Regions from separate parts of the Homo sapiens genome. Here region 1 is linked to region 2. The links are chromatin loops, found by intact Hi-C in ENCODE. Cell type or tissue: A673. All regions are shown on one strand. Links, peaks and the distances in the headings refer to the core of each region. The heading gives the core; the rest is flanking DNA. Region 1 has its middle 33 kb from the start of ANXA1. Region 2 has its middle 24 kb from the start of LINC01504.

The links. A loop is a pair of places that touch in the nucleus more often than their neighbours do. Peaks named below come from ENCODE experiments on the same cell type or tissue, not always from the same donor. Only the 100,000 strongest peaks of a DNase experiment are listed, where the experiment ranks them.
Region 1: a loop joins it to region 2, with 6 times the contacts of the local background. A loop is called at or near these places in 15 of 110 quality-filtered maps.

The regions. Positions count from the first base shown.
Region 1 is chr9:73,181,232-73,188,553 of GRCh38, forward strand. No RefSeq gene overlaps it. Among named protein-coding and RNA genes, the nearest start is that of ANXA1, 33 kb to the left of the region's middle. In A673, for the core only: a CTCF peak has its summit at 2,899 (motif pointing left); a DNase peak (open chromatin) is centred at 2,880; H3K27ac peaks cover 182 bases.
Region 2 is chr9:72,277,316-72,284,637 of GRCh38, forward strand. No RefSeq gene overlaps it. Among named protein-coding and RNA genes, the nearest start is that of LINC01504, 24 kb to the right of the region's middle. In A673, for the core only: a CTCF peak has its summit at 3,789 (motif pointing right); a DNase peak (open chromatin) is centred at 3,806.

The DNA of each region.
Region 1 (7,322 bases), core at 1,585-4,084, 900 kb after region 2:
GAATACTCACACTCAAGGAGGGGAGACATTAACTTTTATTGCCATCTGGTATGACTTTTAGTCTGATCTGATAATGTACTACTTATTTATTTACATATTTAAGATTGGGTCTTGCTCTGTCACCCAGGCTGGACGGCAGTGGCACAATCATAACTCACTGCAGCCTCAAACTCCTGGGCTCAAGCAATCCTTCCACCTTAACCTCCTGAGTATTTGGAACTACAGGCATGCACCACCATGCCCAGCTAATTTCTAATTTTTTTGGTAGAGATGGGGACTCACTATGTTGCCCAGGCTGGTCTCAAACTCCTGGGTCCAAGTGATCTTCCCATCTCAGGCTCCTGAATAGCTGGAGTTACAGGTATGCGCCACCATGTCAGCTCTGTTAATTTACCTTTTATTATTTCTCAATTTGTTTAGTAAAACAAAGCTTAGTTTTCAATTTCATCTGTTTAGAAAAATAAAGCTTAGTTTTCAATTTCTCTTCCACCTCTTCCTTCCCTGGCTGGGAAGTGTGTACAGGGGGACGGATATCATTGTAGAGTTTAAGGGTTGACATCTCTGGCCCAGTGTCTTCTGACTCCACTGTTTGCTTGTTAACATCTCTTCTCCACTTGGGGGATCCTTGATATTGGAGGCCAAAGTCTGTATTTGGTTAACTGGGATGTGAGAGACTGCTATTATTCCAAGAAGGACAGTCATCATCAGATCTTAAATAAGGTAAGACACAAAGTTATTTTTATTTCTAGTGTATGAAAACTAGGGAGATTAGAAAGGTCAGATTAACTGAAGACAAATTAAAAGGATTGTACATTTGCTGTACATATAAGCTGTGATTCATAGTAAATGTATGTCCTAGTCATATGTGATAGTTTTTCTAAAATTATTTTAAATGTACAAAAAAAATCTTTGTTTATGCTTTCAGTGAGTTTTGTAAACGTTTTCGAGACAACAAATAAACAAAAATCTCATTTATTTTTAAAAGTTACAAATTTGACTTCCTATATAAAAGAACACTGCAACAAAACCATGTATTAAGTGAAGATTTTTAAAAAGTGAATACATTTTGCCCATTGTTTCTCTGTGACTTGTTTTGATGAGTTTAGTAGGAAAAGACATTGGTGGGGGCATATTATTGCTCCTTCATACTTTAAATCTTTCTTTACTGGTTCTCTTCAGCCTTCATTTAAAACATTTAAGAATTTTCCATCTGCAAAAAATAAAAACAAAAATAAATAGCATCTGATCTAATATATGTCCATGGCTTCTGCTGCCACCGTAAGCTAAGGACAGCATTACCCTCTTCAGTGAAATAATGGGTAAATCATCATGAGGGCTGTTTAGTGAAAAATAACATCAAAACAGAGCTGAGAGGAGGAATTTCTGATTCACTGGGTTCTTCACCAAACTATCCTACTTCTGTGGTAGGAGGTGAGTATGTCTATGTGGACGTTAAAAGTATCCTTTGAGTTTTGATTAAAGGGCCTAAATGGTGTTGTTCAGAGTGCAAAGCCTTGATAACTAAAATATCCTATCATAACTACTCATATTTGACAGTGAAGAACAGTATAACCTTTCTCCAATAAAATGGTGGCATAAAAATTAAGAACCATGAAATTATTTTAAATAGAAAAACTTGGCTAGTAAATATATTTACTATAGAATGATGACGTACTGTCTTAATAATGTTTGATATTAGCCAATTATTCTAGAAAAATGAGGAAAGTGTTGGAATAAAGAATGCTAGAATACTAAATAAAGAAATTTATCTATTGCACTTTTTGGAGAACATATTTTCTGACAGAAAGAACAGAAATGAACTATAATATTTTCAACATGATTCTCATATCCTGTAGAAAGCTTGTAAGTTTTTCTCTAGGGAGCTGTAAAAGACACAACTGTGATACAAACAGGCATAGCGTTACTAGGCTGAAATTTTTAATCTGTTGGCTTCAGTATTTCCATAGATTTCCCAAGTATGTCAGCATATTTTTTGATATGCATTAGCTATAGTATTTGGCAATATAATTTATAATTATTTTAAATGTACAATTTCAACTCTTGTACACTGTTGATGGAAATTTAAATTAATAAAGGTATTGTAAAAAACTGGTGGAGGTTCCTCAAAAACAAGAATTACCATATCATCCGAAAATTTCACTTTTGGGTATGCACCCCCAAAAATTGAAGTCAGTTTGTTAAAGAGATGTCTACACTCCTATGTTCATTGCAGCACTGTTCACAATAGCCAAGTTTTTTAATCAACCTCAGTGACCAGGCACAGGTGGGTGGATAAAGAAAATGTGGTACATATGCACAATCAAGTGCATATTCAACCTTAAAAAAGAAGGATATTTTCTCATGTGTGGCAACATAGATGAAATTGGAGAACACTATGCTAAGTGAAATAAGCCAGAAACAAAGACAAATACCACATGTTCTAACTTACATGTGGAGTCCAAAACAATTTAACTCACAGAAGCAGAGAGCAGAATGGTGGTTACAGAGACCAGTGAGTGGGAGGAATGGGAAGATGATGGTCAGATGGTACAACATCTCAGAAAAGAGAAAAAATTCTTTTGAGTTTTATGACATAGAATGAGAAATGTAGTTAATAATACAGAATTGTACATTTTAAAATTTAAATTGCAAATGTTCTCACCACAAAAAAATATTGTTTGAGGTAATGGATATATAAATTAGCTTAATTTAACTATACCACATTGTATTCATAAACCATAACATCACTTTGTACTCCATAAATTTATATAATCATAAATTGTCAATTTATAATAAAAGATAAAAATATTTATTTTAAATGATCACTCATGAAAATGTTTGCCTCTGGTTTCATCCAACTTTTGATCTTTTCTGCCATCTAGTGGTAATGTTTTAAAACTTCCTTCTAAGTGTATACAAATAATTAAAAAATGAAAAAGTACTGTATTACAAAATGTAAAAGTAAAATGTAAAAGCATGTTCTGTTGCTTCACAAGGTCTGAAATCTAACCTAGGACCCATAAGCCCTAGGCATGAAAAATATTGGGGAAAAAATTTAAAGAATATAAAATAACTAAAATTGTCAACAATGGGTAAGAAGTATATATTATATATATGTGTATATATATAGTATATATACACACACACACATATATACACTGTGGAAATATAGAATGATTTTATATAATATATTTATAATATTTATTTGAAATAAAGCACCAGAAAGATAATTTGGATTTACCTTGCATAGTATTAATGGATGGGAGGGGCTTCAATATGGCTGAATAAAGGTGCCTGGCACTCGTCCCCTCCACAAAGAACAACCAATGCAGTACATAACTGCACATCCATCGAATAGAACATCTAAAAGAGAAGACTGGAATTCATCTGGAGTCCACACAATGGCATTACTCCAAAGAGGGAATTAATGCTGAGTCACACTCACCCACTGAGACCCAAGAAGTTGGCACCATGGCATCAGTTTGAGAACTCAGATCCCACTAGACTGCATTTCTTCCCTCAGGCCCAACAGTCCCATACATCCCCACATCCCTGGAGAACCATTGACATCCCTCCGCATTCACCTAGAGGGCTGCAGCAGCACAATGCTGGTTAGACCAGGCAGTGAGACAGGGTTTCCAGCATTTTAGCCAACACAGTGTCCTACACCCCAAGGAATGTGTGGTGAGGCACACTAGGGAGGCTGCCCCAGGACAAAGAGATCAGAAGTGTGCACTCCTCAGAGCCTGAGAGATGGCTGCCACTGCCACTGACAGCAACTATCCCCTTCAGTGGCAAGAATACTTTGCAACTGCATATGCCTTCAGAGGACCTAAAGACTGGTTCTGGGGCCTGAGGAAAGACACATGATGCCCACTGCCACCATCAGCACCACCACCAGTGCCAACACACATCATTCTGGGGCCTGGGGACAGATCAACCTGCCCACTTGATATGGTTTGGCTGTGTCCTCACCCAAATCTCATCTTGAATTGTAGCTCCCATAATTCCCATGTGGCATGGGAGGGATCCAGGTGGGAGGTAATTGAGTCATGTGGAAGAGTCTTTCCCATGCTGTTCTCATGACAGTGAGTACGTCTCACAAGATCTGATGGTTTTATAAAGGGAAGTTCCCCACACATGCTCTTTTTGCCTGCTGCCATGTAAGACGTGACTTTGTTCCTCCTTCACCTTCCACCATGATTGTGAGACCTCTCCAGCCACGTGGAATTGTGAGTCAATTAAGCCTCTTTATTATAAATTACCCAGTCTTGGGTATGTCTTTATTAGCAGCATGAGAACAGACTAATACACTGCCATTGCCAGCACCCATGTACACCTTAAGGATCCTGAGGAAAGACCCTTTCTGCCCACTGCCAACCCCACACACACTACCTGAGGACCCAGGGACCTACCCACCTGCCCAGCCCACCGCCACTACTAAGAAAACTGCCTGGAAGCCTGAGGACTGGCCCTCCTCGACCCACTACCACCAACACCCATGTATACTGCCTGAAGTCCCAAGAACCAGCCCCCCCCCCCGCCAGCTGTTGCCACCACTGGTGCCTGAGGACTGCCTCACCTGGTGTCTCCATCCCCAGTAAAGGCTCACCAAAGCATCCACTTGCAGCTGTAGCCTAAGTCACTGAGAAACTCACAGACACCACTAACACTGATTATAGCCAAAGAAATCAGAGACTACACTACTGCATTCACCAGAATCAGAGCCAAAACACCTTACTCAACCAACACTATAGATACTTCTATTTAAAAAAAATAAAAGCCAATCAATAAAGTTGGAAGACGTGACAGTTAGATCAGATACACAGATATCAATGACACAAAGAAGCATGATAAAACAAGGAAACATTACACTCCAATAGGAATACAATAATTCTCTAGTAACAGATACCAACAATTTACACACACACACACACACACACACACATAAAATACCTGAGAAAGAATTCAAAATAATGATATTAAAGAAACTCAAAAACTCAAAGAGATATAAGAGAATACAGATAAACAATACAGAGTGATCAGAAAAATACATATATATTCTGAAAGAGAAATTCAACAAAAAGATAGATATTAAAGAGAAATAAATAGAAATCCTGGAACTGAAGAGTCCAAGCTAAGAAATAAGAAATACAATCAAGAGCCACAACAATAGACTAGATCAAGCAGAAGGAAGAATTTCTGAACGTGAAGACAGGTCATTTGAAATAACCCAGTAAAACCCATAAATAAATAATAAAAAGAATGAAAGCCTATGTCACATATGGGACACCATAAAGTAATCAGATATTTGAAGTTTGGAATTTCTAGAAGAAGAGATAGCCGAGGACATTTAAAAACTATTTAGCAAAAAATAGATGAAAACTTTCCAAGTCTTACAGGATATGTAGATATTCAGGTACAGGATATTCAAAGATAACCAAATAGATTCAACTCAAAAAGATATTCTCCTAGGCATATTATTGTCAAACTCTCAAAAGAAGACAGAAATAGATTCTAAAAACAGAAAAAATACCAAGTTACATGTAAGGGAATTCTCATCAGATTAACAGCAAACTTCTTGCATAAATCTTACAGGCCAGAAGAGAATGGGATGATATATTCAAAGTATTAAAAACCCCAAACCCCAATGACCAAGAATACTACACCCAAAAAAGCTGTCCTTCAAAAATGAAAGACAAATAAAATCTTTTCCAGACAAGCAAACCCTGAGGGAATTCATCACCACTAGACTGACCCTACAAGAAATGCCTAAATGAGTTCTACATTTGAAAATGAAAGGATAATATTTATCATCAACATAACAAAGAAAGTATATAACTAATTTGTAGAGCTGATACACAAATGAGAAGAAGAAAGGAGTCAAATGTTATCACAAAAAAAGCCCAACAACTCATAGGGTAAACAATGGAAGAGACAAAAGGAAACAGAATATACAAAACGATCAGAAAACAATGAACAAAGTGATAGGAACAAGTCCTCACCTATCAATAACAACCTTAAATCACATGTTTTAAATTCCTCAATTAAAAGATATGGACTTGCTGAATGGATAAAAACATAAATAAATAAAACACACAAAAAACCAAGACACATCTATATGCCATCTACAAAAAATTCATTTAAACCTGTAAAGACATACATAGACTGAAAGAAAAGGGATGGAAAAAATATTCCACACAAATGAAAACCAAAAATATGCAGAAGTAACTACACTCTTATCAGAAAAAAATAGTCTTTTAGTCAAACATAAAAATAGACAAAGAAGATTATTATATAAAGATAATTCAGCAAGAAGATATAACAATTGTAAATATATCTGCACCCAACACTGGAGCTCTTAAATATATAAAGCAAGTATTGTGAGAATCAAAGAGAAAGGCACTTAAATACAATAATAGCTGAGAACTTCAACACCCCACTTTCAGCATGGGACACATCATCTAGACAAATATTTATCAATAAACATGGTACTTGGAATGTACGATAGACTAAATGGACCTAACAGACATTTACAGAATATTTCATCACACAACTGCAGAATATATATTCTTCTCATCAGCACATAAAACATTCTCCAGGACAAACCATATGTTAGAACATGAAACAAGTCTCAGCAAATTTTAAAAATCAAAATTGTATCAAGTACTTTTTCAGATCTCAATAAAATAAAGCTAGAAATCAATAACCCGAGAACTTTGGAAGCTGTGCAAATACATGGAAATTAAACAACAGACCCCTGGACAATCATTTGATCAATAAAGAAGTTAAGAAAAAACTTCAAACATTCTTGAAACAAATAAAAATTGGCACACAATATATCAAAACCTATGGAATATAGCAAAAACAGTGCTAAGAGAAGTTTATCACCATAAAAGCCTACATCAAAAAGTAGAAAGATTTCAAATAACCTAATGAAGGTTCTCAAATAACTAGAAAAGCAGGAACAACCCAAAATTAGGAAAGAAATAATAAAGATCAGAGCAGAACTGAACAAAATGGAAACAAACAGTAGAAAAATAAAAAACCCCAAAAATTGGTTTTATGAAGAGATAAACAAATTTGATAAACCACTAGCTATACTGACCAAAAGAAAAGAAGAGAAAGAAGACCCAAACAAATACAATTAGAAACAAATAAGGAGGCGTTACAACTGATACCACAGAAATACAAAGGGTCATTAGAGAGTGTTACGAACCACTATATGATAACAAGTTGGAAAATGTAGAGAAAATGGATAAATTCCTGGATCCAATCTATGAAGACTGAACCAGGAAGACACAGAAAAACAGCACAAATAA
Region 2 (7,322 bases), core at 2,745-5,244:
CATGCTGGCCAAAAGCCCAATTGTCAGGGCAGCTGCCCTTGAAGTTGGGAGAAATTTTATTAACAATAAAGTTCCAAGGTCAGAATCTGCAGGTGGGAAAAACTCATGGTTGAAAATTGCCAATAAAAGACAAGTTCAGTGGTCTGTGCCTGCAATCTCAGTGACTCAGGAGGCTGAGATTGGAGGATCGCTTGAGTTTAAGAGTTCATGACCAACCTGGGCAACATAGTGACACCCTGTCTCTAAAAAACAAAAAGAAAAAGAAAAAAGAAAATTGTAACAAACACCGATGAAATCAAACTGAGTCATGCGTATCAATTTGGGTGAAGTTTTCAGGAATCTCTAAATCTATTTTCTTGGTAGCCAGGAAAAACAGCAACAACAACAAAACCTTATAGGGATGAACTCGTTCTCTAAATTTAAACTCCTTGTTTAATACGCTTTTAGCAGGAGATCATCTGAATCTGTTAAAAAGGCACACTTCTCATGATGTTTGTGTTAGTTTGGGTTCTCCCCAAAAACAGAGCCTGAGAAAAGAACTCAGGTGTAGAACATGGGAGGCGATCCCAGGAAACAGGAGAAAGGGAACTGGAAGAATGAGCAGGGAAGGAGAAAATCAATATAAGGAAGGGTACATTATCAGGGTTACTGCCATGGGCAGTGTGGGCTCAGTTCTCTCAGGAACGCTGAAAAAGAAAAAAGTTCTTGTGGGTCAGGAATTTGGGAGCAGCTTGTCTGGGCAGTTATGGCTCTAGGTTTTTCATAGGTAGCTGTTAGATGTTTGCAGGGGCTGTGATCATCTGAAGGCTTGTCTGAGGCTGGGGGATCCCTCTCTAAGGTGACTCACTAATGTGGCTAGCAAGTTAATGTTGGCTTTTGGCCTTAGGCCTCAGCTCCTCTCCACATGAGCCTCTCCACAGGGCTGTTTGATTGTCCTAGCAATACAGCGGCCAGCTTCCTCCAAAACAAGTGATCCAAGAGATAAAAATGGAATACACAATGCATTTTATGATGTGGCCTTGGAAGTCACACACTGTCACTTCTTTCATATACCATTGATCACACAGACCAGACCTGATTCAATGTGGAAGAGGCTATGTGAAGGTGTGAATTCCAGGGAAACAAGATTCTTTGTGGTCATCTTGTAGGCAAGCTGCCACCTAGCCTCAATTTCCTAGCCACCAAGTTCTTGAGAGGATTAAATGAGATAACGCATATAAAGTTCTTTTTTTTTTTTTTTTGAGATGGTGTCTCGCTCTGTCACCAGGCTGGAGTGCAGCAGTGCAATCTCGGCTCACTGCAACCTCTGCCTCCCAGGTTCAAGCGATTCTCCTGCCTCAGCTGGGATTACAGGCACGCAACACCACGCCTAGCTAATTTTTGTATTTTTAGTAGAGACGGGGTTTCCCCATGTTGACCAGTATAGTCTCTATCTCCTGAGCTCATGATCCTCCCGCCTCGGCCTCCCAAAGTGCTGGGATTACAGGCATGAGCCACTGTGCCCAGACTGCATATAAAGTTCTTAATACATTACCTGGTATAGTAAATACTCAATAAATATTAGTTATCACTATTGTTATGAGCTTCTCTTTTCTTTTATCTTCTTTCCACCCAGAGACAGACCATCTTCATAGTAGCTGCCATGATTGTAAATTAGTGTACAGCTGATTGTTTAACTGAATTGAATGTTTAGTTTCAAAGCCTAATCTGGGCGTAACATCTGAGTAGAAAATCCTAATGCAACATTTAAGTTTTTGAAGGGCAGCAGGTTATCTGAAAGCTTGATAGCTCTTTCAGTTTGAAAGCTGTTGTCTGATCATCACCCCTTTCACTTTCGTAGCTCTGGACCCAGTTGAAGCCCAAGGACTTAGCTCTACTTCCTCCACCCCTGGCACCTGCTTGTCATGCTAAGAATTGATCCTCTGAGAGAGGCTGGAGGCTATAAAAATTCACCTGTGTCCCTCACACCCTGGTGGGTTTCCTGATGGGTCTGAATCTCCCTCCCTAACCCACACCCCTAGCTTTCACCAGGACTCTTTGGAACCAGAAGAGCATTCTGCATATTTCTTTGGTTTGATTCCTATGTTTGAGGTCTGGCTGTGTGGACAGATTTTATTACTTTATGTCTCCCAAACTGCTCAAATCCTCACCTAGGTGGCATTTTAACCTAGTTTCCTTTTCCCCAGCTGGTGAAGCAGTGGTGTATGAATAAATCCAACATCCTTGGCAGGAGAAAAACTTTTTGTCTGATTACTAGAGCTACAAAATATCTCCTTTGTCCTGTTGTACTTTTGGGGTAACATGATAGTCCACTCTTTCCTGCTCTTCTGTCTGTATTTGCTGTTATGGACCATATTTGCTTTCTCCATCCTTAGCCATGGCCGTGTTTGTTTTGACATCCATAATATCCTTAGACGAGCGCTGTGGTTCTTAGCCTTGGCTGCTCATTAGAACCACCTGAGAGCTTAAAAACTTCTCAATACCCTGGCTAAACACCAGAACAATTATATAGGGATCTCTGGGCGTGGAATCCAGGCACCAGTATTTTTTTCAAGCTTCCTATGTTGATTCCAATGGGCAGCCAAGTTTGAAGACAGTGATTCTCAGACTTTTTAAACTTAGAACCCCTCACCTCTCTTAAAAATTATTGAGGAGCCGGGTGCGGTGGCTCACGCCTGTAATCCCAGCACTTTGGGAGGCTGAGGCGGGTGAATCATAAGGTCAGAAGATCGAGACCATCCTGACTAACATGGTGAAACCCCATCTCTACTAAAAATACAAAGAAATTAGCCAGGTGTGGTGGCAGGCGCCTATAGTCCCAGCTACTTGGGAGGCTGAGGCAGGAGAATGGCGTGAACCCGGGAGGTGGAGCTTGCAGTGAGCCAAGATCACACCACTGCACTCCAGCCTGGGCGACAGAGACTCCGTCTCAAAAAAATAAATTATTGAGGAGCCCAGAGTTTTTGTTCATGTCGATTATATTTAGATATTTACTGTATTAGAAGTTAAAACAAAAAGTTTAATTCATTCACTTAAAAGTAATAACAAACCTATTATATGTTAATATAAATAACATTTTTTAAAAATGAGAAATAGCTATATTTTCAAAAAACTAGAACAGCAGCTTTTTTTTCTGTTATTTTTTATTTATTTATTTATTTTTTGTGACAGAGTCTTACTCTGTCACCCAGGCTGGAGTGTAGTGGTGTGATCTTGGCTCACTGCAACCTCCACCTCCCAGGTTCAAGCTATTCTCCTGCCTCAGCCTCCTGAGTAGCTGGAACTACAGGCATGCACTACCATGCACGGCTAATTTTTTGTGTGTTTTTAGTAGAGACGGGGTTTCACCATGTGGTCAGGCTGGTCTCGAACTCCTGACCTCAAATGATCCACCCTCCTTGGCCTCCCAAAGTGCTGGGATTACAGGCATGAGCCACCGCGCTCAGCTACATTGTTTTTAAATAACTTTAATGCCTGGTTTAATAAAAAAAAAGCTTGGATTCTCATATCTGCTTCTATATTCCATCTGTTGGGAGTGCAGCATGTCATGTGGCCTCTGGAAATCTCTATATTCATAATGAGAATAAAAAAGGCAAATTTTTATATTATCATGAAAATAGTTTTGACTTTGTGGACCCTTCTTTGGGTTCCCCAGGCCACACTTTGAGAACTGATGTGCTAGAAGACTGTAGAGTGAATGATGCCAAGGGAGTTAGTTAACAAGCGTCTCTTTTCACCTCACTTTCAACTACCCTTCAGTTCTCCCTGCCCTTATTACTGTCGGCCTCTAGAGGGAGCGCGAGGTCCTTTACGCCAACACCCGCAGGCTGCTGCAGCTGAGGCCAAATTTTAAGTACCTGCAGGAGCTACAACATTAGGGAAGGGGGATCTTGGGTTATAAGAAAAGGAATGAAAGTTTTTCTTTTCCTCCTCCTTTTTGTTCTCCTTCTTTTTCTGTTCCTCGCTCTCCCTCTTAGAATTCCTGAAGCAGTTGACATTTTTCTTTGTTGAGCTTTCCTATTATTCCCATTCAGTTGGTGCAATAAAGAGCAAGACAAGCAGAGATCCGAGAGTACAGGCTAGAACCATGGTTCTCCCCCTTCATATTCAGCAGAACCACCTGGGCAGTTTGTTTAAATGTAACTTCTGGCCGGGCGCGTGGCTCTTGCCTGTAATCCCAGCACTTTGGGAGGCCGAGGCGGGCAGATCACAAGGTCAGGAGATCCAGACCATCCTGGCTAACACGGTGAAACCCCGTCTCTACTAAAAATACAAAAAATTAGCCGGGCGTGGTGGCGGGCGTCTGTAGTCCCAGCTACTGGGGAGGCTGAGGCAGGAGAATGACGGAACCTGGGAAGTGGAGCTTGCAATGAGCCGAGATCTCGCCACTGCACGCCAGCCTGGGGGACAGAGCGAGCCTCTGTCTCAAGAAAAAATAAAGTAGCTTCCGCTGTCCCTACCACAAAAGCTGTTGATTTCATAGGACTAAGGTGAGACTCATGAATCAGCATTTCTAAGAGGACCCCAGGTGATTCTAATCCAGGTGTTCTGAGGACATGGTTTTGAGAAACAGTTACCTGAGAGAAGAGGTCACCTGGGCCTACATATTTCAGGTAAAAGGAGCCTAAAGCTAAGTATACTTCGTGGGAGTGTAGAGTAAGCATGGCCCTCACCCAATGTGGCTAGAACCCTCTAGAACTCAGTATCCTGAATTTTAAACACATATCTCTCATTATGGCTAGAAAATTGCCTTTAAATTTTGCTTGTATCCCCGCTTCATCTAGAGTCTCTTCTTTCCAATGAAAACACTGGAATATGTTCATTGGGACCATCTAAGAATCATCTGAGACCAAGCTGCATGACAAAGCAGCATCAGGTAAAGAAACTGGTGATATTTAACCTGTAGAAAGGAAAATTTGATACAGATTAGGGAGCCATCTTTCAATATATAAAGGCCTACAAATGTGTTTTAAATGACTCTAAAGGTAACATTCAGAAAGTCATTGGTAACTTGGAGACAAAACAATGTTATTTGTTCTACAGAATTTTCTGCAATCACAGCTGCCCAAACAAGAAATGGACTGTCTTGGGAAGGGTGAGTTTATCATCACTGCAAGTATCTGAACACAGCTTGAACAATGACTTGGTAGGGATGACATGGGGGTGATTCAACCACAGGTTAGGTGACTGAAGAAGACTTTGAAAGTCCTTTCCAACCTGGAATATTTGATCTATGCACTGAACAAAATGGAACTTTTTTTGCCCCCTTGTTATCCTACCTATTTCTCTGTGAAAGCCTCCCAGGCAAGGGACACACAAGACCAAGTCATGCTGCAGGTTTTATTCATGGTGGCTGTGACAAATCTTGGACCTAAGTTGAACCAGAATCTATACACGCAGTTTGATTTGAGTCACTGAATTCCCTTCATCCTGAGAGTGCATGCATTTGTTGGGTACCCTGTTCTATCTTTTATTCCTACACCTGCAGAGTCCCTTAGTTCCTTGTACTCATAGTGTGGTCTCAGGACCAGGAGGAGCAACATCACCTGGGAGCTTCCTGGAGATGCAGAATCTCAGGTCCCGCTGAAAGAGACTGCAATTAACCTCTAACTTTGAGTTTAGAGGCAAATGCAATATATTCCCAACACAAAGTAGTCTATAAATGGAAGGCTCTTTCAGGAGAGGAATAGTGGTTTGTTGATCTTTGAGGGCCTTGCTCACAGCCAACTCTCAGAGTGTGTTGATGTGAAGTGGTTTATCAAGCTAGATAAAGAAAGGAGGAGCAGCAGTACACCAGGAGAGGGTAAGTCGAAATGTCTCTTGGGAGTCAGGGAGGAGTTACAAAGTAGCAGAAGGACTCTGAAGATAGTCTCCGATATAAGCTTGATCCACCTCTCTACTTGTCTAGAGTGCATCAAGGTCTCCCTTGACATTATCACTTACAGCAGGCTATCCCATAGGGCTCACCAGGTACACTCAATTTACCAGTTTGTATAGATGTGAATCGGATCAATAGCCACCATGTGGCAGGGCCAGGACCTAATCCTTGTGTGCTCTGCTCTGTCTCCTATACCTAGAGCCAATGCCTCTCTTCTCTTATCCTGTATTAGTTAGCTACTGCTGCATAACAAATTAGCTCAAAATTCAGAGACCTAAAACAATAATCATTTATTATCTCACATACTATCTGTGGATCGGGAATCCAAGGGGAACTTAGCTGGGTGATTTTGGTTCGAGATCTCTTTAAGATGTTTGCCAGGGCTGTCATTGTCTCTACAGAAGCTGGAGGATCTCACTCACATGACGATTGGCAGGAGGCCTCACTTTGTTATCAAATGGACATCTCCGTAACCTACTTGAAAGTCTTCATGATGAGGCAGCTGACCTTCTTCAGAGCCAGGGATCCACAAGAGAGCAAGGCAGAAGCTGCAGTGTATTTTTCCCCCCAGAATATCCTATCAATTACACAAGTCAGCCCTATTCAATATGGGAGGGCATTTTACAAGCTCATGAATACAAAGAGGCCATTGGGGGCCATCTTAGAGCCTGGTGACTACACACTCTTAGACTCTGCTCTCTCACTTTGATCATTAAGACAGACCACTTCTTCAACACACATGTCTACATATATAAACAGTATGTTACAAAAGCATGGCTCATGACACAATCAAAACACAATTTTAAAGTAGCCTCCCACTATTCCTGTAAAATTATTCCATAAAGGTGATTTTCCTAGCCCTTGGTAGGCCCATGACTTAACAGCTCACTCTTACACAACATCGAGACCTACTGTCACTTTACAAGGCAAACATAGTTAATTCATAAATTAGAATATCTACTCCAAAACAAATTAAAATGTTGAACTTGATTTAACTTTGCTTTTCCCCAGATGTCATCTGGTCCTGCTTTAGGCTGAAACTTATAGTTTAAAAAGGAAGTGTATTGTAGAGTGTCTGGTCAGAAAAATAGACACTGCTGTAGAGATGTCAAGAGAGAGGGACTTAATGCAGCACATTGGCTCCAAAGGGAAAAGGCTGAAGGAGCAAAAGAAGGAAAGTGATGATGAAGCTGTGAGCTGGAGCTCATAACCCCACACTTGGTGTTCAACTGCTAGAGATGGGACTGCTGCTGCTGTGGGACCTGCTGGTTCTGCTGAGCAGAAATTCAGAAGGCTGCACTCCCAGCGATGCTGCCAAAACCACTACCAATGCTGCTCAAGGTCACTGTTAACGCCAGGTGATCTGCCTGGCTCAGCCTCCCAAAAGTGCTGGGATTACAGACATGAGCCACTGGGCTTTTTTTTTTTTTTAATTATAGTCATC